Linked DNA regions of Homo sapiens: region 2 is linked to region 1. The links are chromatin contacts, found by Hi-C or POLR2A ChIA-PET in ENCODE. All regions are on one chromosome and are shown on one strand. Each heading gives the region's core, a stretch centred on a gene start or an enhancer-like site at or near the end of the contact. The rest is flanking DNA. Distances are from core to core; before and after follow the strand shown. Region 1 has its middle 65 kb from the start of TENT5C-DT. Region 2 has its middle 15 kb from the start of TENT5C-DT.

The links. Hi-C counts contacts between places; a loop is a spot of excess contacts on that map. ChIA-PET counts read pairs that join two places held with the same protein, here RNA polymerase II (POLR2A). Pooled maps may share reads with other maps.
Region 2: a map of heart left ventricle shows a loop between it and region 1 (2.4-fold over the local background). The contact joins two enhancer-like sites. A Hi-C loop is called at or near these places in 11 of 168 maps with a recorded cell type or tissue (CD4-positive, alpha-beta T cell, Caco-2, IMR-90 and 8 more) and 8 of 50 pooled maps. POLR2A ChIA-PET finds 5 or more read pairs at or near these places in 3 of 52 experiments (T-cell, activated B cell and activated CD8-positive, alpha-beta T cell).

The regions. Positions count from the first base shown.
Region 1 is chr1:117,539,484-117,543,045 of GRCh38, forward strand. No RefSeq gene overlaps it. Among named protein-coding and RNA genes, the nearest start is that of TENT5C-DT, 65 kb to the right of the region's middle. Within about 2 kb of position 1,753, at least 2 of the 41 ENCODE cell types and tissues checked have a DNase peak (open chromatin) inside an H3K27ac peak, as active enhancers do.
Region 2 is chr1:117,588,536-117,592,097 of GRCh38, forward strand. No RefSeq gene overlaps it. Among named protein-coding and RNA genes, the nearest start is that of TENT5C-DT, 15 kb to the right of the region's middle. Within about 2 kb of position 1,901, at least 7 of the 41 ENCODE cell types and tissues checked have a DNase peak (open chromatin) inside an H3K27ac peak, as active enhancers do.

The sequences.
Region 1 (3,562 bases), core at 503-3,002:
GAGGGACAAAGAATGTACACATGTGGGGTGTACATGCAAATGGAGAAGGGGGAAGATGTGAAGCTGGCATTGTTTGTAAGAGTGCAAGGATCTATGGGTACATGTGTCACTGTGTGACCAGTGAGAGGGGTTATATATCATAGGGGTTACTGTCTGGGTGGCCCCTAGCCCTCTCTGCTGGAGTCCCACCCCACTTGACTATGCAGCCAAGCTAACATAATGGAGACCAGCAGAAAGCCCTGCACTCCTGGGCTTAGCAAAAGGCACTTCAGGTGAGAAAGAGCAGCCAGCTGAGCCCTGTAGGGCCAAAGCATCACCCACCTCCTATTCCCAGTCAAGGCAGGCGGCATCACTGAGGAGACAGCCTGCTGAGGCTTTGGACTGTCAGTGTTCTTCAGGGCAAGGAGCAAAAACCAACTCTGGCTACTTACATAAAAGGTGTTTATGGAAGGATATATGGAGGTTCAGATAGTCTGCAGAAAGTCAGAGGCCTAGGCTTGAAGAATAGGCAGACAGCAGGGGTTTTAGAGGCCAGGCCACAGAAACCCCTGGACAGGGGCCACTTCCAGACAGCCCCATTGCTGGACCACCCCAGACCTGTTCTTAGTGTCCCCTTGCTTTACAGCCTCATGTAAGCTTTGAAGTTTGTGTTTAGGTGAACAGTGTCTGTTGCATATTCACTGTATGATCTTGGGCCACAACTATAACATCTCTTTCTGAGCCTCAATTTTTTCATCTGAAAAATGGGATAATTATACACCTATTACAGAGTGGTTATGAAGATTGAATAGGTTGTCCCACATGGCATCACTAGGCCCGACCAGCTGAGGCTCAGACCATCCTTCCTTCCGGAACAGTTTGTCCTGTTGGACTGGAGTCTGGGGCAGAGGAGTCTAGGACTTCACTCACAATCACCACTTGGCTCCAGCCTTACTCAACACCTTCCAGTCTACCACGACTTTTGTAAGTGGAGGGTAGTTGCCGCATGTCCTGTGAAGACTATATATCTCTCTACACCTCAGGCTCTTCTCATTCAGCTTAGCAATAACACCCTTATAGGTCAAGCCCTTCTAAAATGCCAGGCACTCTGCTAATCACACTGCAAACATCATCTCATGTATTTCTCATAACAAACTGAGGGAGGTAGTAGCATCACTCGCATTTTCAGGTGAGGAAACTGAGCCTCAGAGAGGCTAAGGGGCTTCCCCACGGTTATTCGAAACAAAAGCTTGCACTCCTAACCACTAGGCGATACCACCTCTAACAATGGCTGGTTGAGTCCGCCTGTGGGCCCAGCCCTCACCACTTCAGCTTAGAATACGAAGCCAACCATTCCTGAGAGCCAGTGCCCACTGGAAATGTTACAGGGATCCTTCACTCCCCTGCAGAGCTTGGGGGGCCTCTTCTTCCACAGCTTGGTATAAGGTTGTTGCCCAGGCTGGGTGAGTTTCGCTGGAGCTCTGGGCTGCCCCACAAGGGTCTGCAGCTGACTGGGACCTCAGAAGCCTGGCCAGGCCACCCTCCTGGCTCACAGTAAGCAGCACCAGAGGAGGAGGAAGTCATGGCCTTGAGGTTACCCTCTGCCTGGGGTAGGGGCAAGGGTGGGCTGCAGCTTCCAGGAGCTGTGCAGGACCAGCTTTTTTCGGCACTGTCCACAGCACAGTCCCTGAAGACGTCAGGACTGAGAAGAAAACTGGAGACTGCTGGAAGCCTCCCAAAGACATGTCAGGCAGGGATGTTCTCCTGAAAGGGCACCCGTGTGACGCAATCCGCAGTTCCCTCTGGGCATTCAGGGCCTCAGCACTCTTCAGACCAATACTGGGAAATGGCAACTCTGTTTGTGGAGAAAAGAAGGAAGCAGCTCTCACCTGGCTCCAGTAGAGATGGCACATTTTATTTTGCCCCTTTGATGAAATGTTTCCAAGAAACACAAAGTGAAACATGCTGAGGGTTTGGTATTTTTCCACTTGACAAACATCTGTGATTTCAAAGGCACATGGTGCTTCTCACATACTTTATTCCTTTCCTTCTTTCTTCACCCACATTCACTGTCAGCCTAGCTCAGGAAGAGGGTATTGAAGATCACCTGTGCATATGCAGCTCAAAGTGCATTTCTGGTGTTGTGGGGAGGCCCAAGGGAGACGGCCTGAAGAGGTGCAGCAGCCTCATTCACCCAGAGCCCATGGCTTATTGTTCACGGGCCAGCAAAGTATCTTGAAAAGTGACAGCAGGGAGCAGAATACTCCTTGGCCTCTCCAGGAGCCAGTGGATGCCGGAAGAGACCTTGGTTGATACGGTTCCTGATCTCCCAGCAACACTGGAAGAGCAAAGGCTGCAGAAAGCACAGCCACAGCCACTCAGCACACCTTAGCCACACAGTGATGCTTCCCAGAGCTTTCACTTTCTTGGACTTAAGAACTACAAAACTCCTCCTAAATGAAACTAGACATTTTTAATCATCTAGCTTGAGGGGGACCTAGAGATCGTTTCTGGGGGTACTTTGCAAATTCAAAAACTGCAAAGGGGGGAGGGGCTTTTAAAAAAGTCATGCAACATTTGTTTGTTTACAAATCACATTGGTAATCATTAGTGCTGAGTTACTGTAGGATTTACAATGATTCATTGTATTTAGTCCCTACCATCCAGAAGCTATCAATATATTGTCATTTCTACTTTGCTCTCAGGCTGCTTTGAAGCAGGAAAATTATCTAGAAAGAGCTTCATTCCATTTAGTCTTTTTGTCAATAATTTTAAAATCTGGTTTTTGTTGGTGAAAGTGACTCATTTAACAGTTAAGCTAAAGACATTTTTGGCTGGAGTGAGTGTAGCCATTATGGGTTTAATTCAATTTGACAAGCATTGATTGAGCATCTGTTCTATGGCAAGGACGAGGATAGGCACCAGAGGTGCAGAGGTGACTGAAAGATGGCACCTGTTCTCAAGAATATCACAGCAGTCTAAACGTACCCAAGCTGGAAGGTGGACTCTGTGCTATAGAACAGGCCTAATGTGCTGTGGGCAGAGAGAGTTGGAAATTAGGAAAGCTTCATGAAGAAGGTGGCATCAGAGAGTTAAAACACTGCCTGCAACCCCTTCTATCTATGGGTCCTATCTTTCTTTTTCTCTTCCAAATCTAGCCTGTTTATTAATTCATGTAATCATGTAATTCACACATTTGCCAAATAGTCATTAAGCCCATGATGTCCCAGGCACAGTTCTAGACATGGGAGACACACTGGTAAGACAATTTGTGTACTTTTAGTAGGGCAGGGATGGATGACGATAACCTACAAATGAATAAACAAATAGAATGTCAATTGTAATGGGTATTGCAAATAAAAGTAAAATAGTGTGAGGGGTGCAAACAGTGAGTGTGGATGGGGAAGGCATGTGTATCCTGTATTAAACATAGTGTTAAGGAAGGCTGTCTAAAATGGAGATACTTGTGCAGACACCTGAATGGAGGGACAGAGGGAGCCATGGGAGTTCTGGGCTGACAGTATTCTTGGCAGAGGGAAGGAGTGGCAAGCACAAAGACCCTGAGGCAAAAACACATGTGATG
Region 2 (3,562 bases), core at 651-3,150, 49 kb after region 1:
GAGAGATCAGACAGGAACCCAGGAATGGTTCAAGAATAACAGCAGTATTTGTGAAATCAGATTATGTCACTCCTATGCTTAAAGCCTACTAGTGGTTTCCATTTGTAACAAGAGTCACACTGAGCCCTCTGTGTGGCTGACAAGCACCTGCATGACCCAGCCCTGCCGACTTCTTCAACTTTCCTCTCAAGCTACACTCCCCTAGCTCACCCCGCTCCATGATCCTGGCTTTTAGTTCTTCAAAGACACTGAACTCTGCTTCTTCAGCTCATCTGCAAGCTCCACAGGATGGGCACTGGGCTCTTTGATTTTTCACAGTACCTGAATTGATCCTTAGCACATGTAGGTGCTCAATTCATATTTTCAAGTGTCTGAATGAGCAACGTCCACATTGACGCATTGATGTGAATGGAAGTGAGAAATCACTAGGTATATTATGAGGCACAGGAAGGAGGCTCACCTGGACAGACTGAAGGGGTCAAGGGCAACGTGAGGAGACCAGGCTGAAGGGAACGTGGGTCAGTCTGTGAGGCTTTAAATGCCAGGCCTAAAGTCTGCCTCTGACCCTGTACCTTGCAGTGAGGGGCTGGAAAGCCTTGCTGAGGATGGAGCAGGAATCATTCAGAAAGAGACCTTTGGCAGGCACCAGCAGGACAGATGGAAGCATGATAAACTTGGAAGCTGGGACCCAGGTTGGGAGGCTTTGGAAATACTGTGGGCCTAGCTAAGGAGTCACATGGACTAGGGTGGGGTGTGAATGGACTTGCCGAGGCCTGGACAGGAACCAGCAGGACTTGCGTGTGGAGTACTGAAGGAACCAAGTCCAGGAAGATGGGACTTATGGACTCGGGGTCTGCGATGGTTCATTTTATGTGTCAACTTGACTGGACTAAAGGGTGACCAGATAGCTGGCAAAACATTATTTCTGTGTGTCTGTGAGGCTGTTTCCAGAAGAGATTTACATCTGAATCCATGGACTGAGTAAAGAAGATCACCCTCACCAATGTGCGTGGGCAGCATCCAATCCTTTGAGGGCCTGAACAGAACAAAAAGGCAGAGAAAGGGTGAATTCTTTTTCTCTCTTCTTGATCTGGGACACCCATCTTCTCTGCCCTTGGACATCAGAGTGCCTGGTTCTTGGGCCTTCAAACTCTGGGACTTAAACCAGCAGCCTCTCTTGTTCTCAGACCTTCGGACTCAGTCTGAATCACATCACTGGCTTTCCTGGTTCTCCAGCTTGCAATTGGCATATTGCAGGATTTCCTGTTCCTCATAATCATGTGAGTTTATTCCTAGAATAAATATGTATATATATATCCTACTGGTTCTCTTTCTCTGGAGAACCCAGACTAATAGAGGGTCTGTCCATGGATGCCACACCCTGGTCTGTAGGAAGGCAGGACCCTGGGGTGTGGGCAGGATCTGGAACGGGGGGGCAGATTATTAAACCAGGGACACAGGATGGTGGCCATGTCAGTGTAGCATGGCCTTTACCATCCAGGAGCCCTGGCTCACTCCCAGCTCTGTCACTTGCTGGACTTGGCTAATCACTTAATATCTCTGTACCTCAATTTCCTTATCTGTCATATGGGAATAATAATGGTTCTAGTTGTGATGATTCCCTATGATAATGCAGGTAGAGCACACAGCACAATGCCCAACAGCCAGTCAGACCTCAGTTAAATATTAACAACTCTTTTGAAATTAATATTATGCATAAAATAATGTATGTTACACAAACTGGAGACCTAGAAAGACTCATGCTTGGAGATGTAGGCACAAGAGCTCATTTGCAGAACAGGAGTTTCCAGGAGTACCAGTTGGGCCACGGGTACACTGTGGCCTGTGTCTGGGCTCTCAGGAAGGTCACTAAGCTTCTTGATGGGAGCTGAGGCAGCTGAAGGTTGGCCTCTCAGGCCAGTGTGGCTTGAGGGCTGGGTGGAGCAAGTCTGCAGATGGTGATGTTGACTCAGCTGTGAGGAGCTGGGGGCAAAGGGAACAGAATCAGCATGGGAGGCTGCTCCACGGCCATGATCTGATTCAATGTGTCCATGCTCCCTGGTAATGCTTCAGACAAAACATAGGATGGGAGGCAGCAGTTGAAGCCACTGCCCACAACGTGGCCTGGGGTTTGGCTGAAGATTCTAGTCACGCTGGGGTTCCCTATCTGCAGGCTGGGATGCTTGCAGGTAAAAAGTGTGCTGCATGCCCCAAGTGGCGGTTTTGATCAGCAGGAGACGTTTCTCAGGCTTTCCTGTGTGTGGAATGGTTCTTATGCCTCTGCTAAGCATCTCTGCTTTGTCTGATCTCGAGAATGTGTGACTTACACAACAGGTACTGGATCAGCATGACATTGCCCTTGTGTGAAGCCAGTATTTGGAAGGGAGGTTGGCTCTGATTTAGACTGAGCCAAGAGCAAGCCTGGGGTCCTACTACTTCTAAGCAGTGGGACCTTGGGCCATTCCTGAGCTTTCCTCGCTGCCTGGATGTCTTAAAAATGGAGATAATTCTTGTGAAGCCCTGAGGTTGAAAGTTCAGTAATTGTTAGCTAGTCACCAAAATTCTTTAAAAAGCTGTTGCATACATGATCACAGTTCCCCCTCCCAATAAAGCTGTGGTGTGAATGAGGCATTATTATTATACTCATTTTACAGAGGGAGCAAAGGTTCAGAGAGGTTATGTGGAGGGCTGCCTGGCACACATGCCCAGGTCTTTCACCCAGAAGCTGGGTGCTCCATTTCCTATGCCATGGGTTCCCAAATATTCCCCCCAGCTGCTTAAAATTCTGATTTAGAGGGCTTGAGGTGTGTTCAAGAAGTGACCTTTTTAGCAATCACCCCTGTTGGCAACCTGGGAGCGTTCCTAGAGTTGCTGCTTAATGGGCGGAGGCTCTGCCCACTGCCTGTGGCTCCCAGCCCAGACTCTTATACCCAAGTCCCTCAGGAAAAAAGGAACAAAACAGGTTGTACTGTGTAAACAGTAGAAACTTCTCCAGGTAGAGGTCTGCTTCCCTCCAGGGCTCAGCATTAAGCTCCAAGAAAGGAGGGGGAAAGGAGGGGGAGAGGAGGAGAAGAGGAGTGGGAGAGGAGGGGGAAGAGCGGGGAAAAGGAGGGGGAAAGGAGGGTGCCAGAGCTACCCAGGAGCTGTCCAGGGGTCACTGTCATCCTAAAAAACACACTGCTGTTCAAAAGTGGCCAGCTCTGGAGCCACCTGGCCTGAGTTTGAATCCTGGCTCCTCAGCTTACTAGCTCTGAGGCTTTAATAGGTCATTTAATTTTTTTCCATATGAAACAATAGATCCTACCTCCAGGAAACAGCCCTGGGTACAGGCCCCAGCACACTTGGGCACTTAATAATGGTTGGCTACTACTGTGACTATCGCTACCAGACCAAGCAGTCTCTCCTCACTTTCAGCTGCAACTTCTCCAGTGTATGGCCAGATTCAGTCAGGAAGAAACAGGCAAAAGTATGAGTGTGGAGATGAGGCAAACCCAACAGAGGATTCAGGTTAGCTTTGCTCAGAAGGCCCCATCATCCACCTTCCAAAGCCTTTCCTCAAATC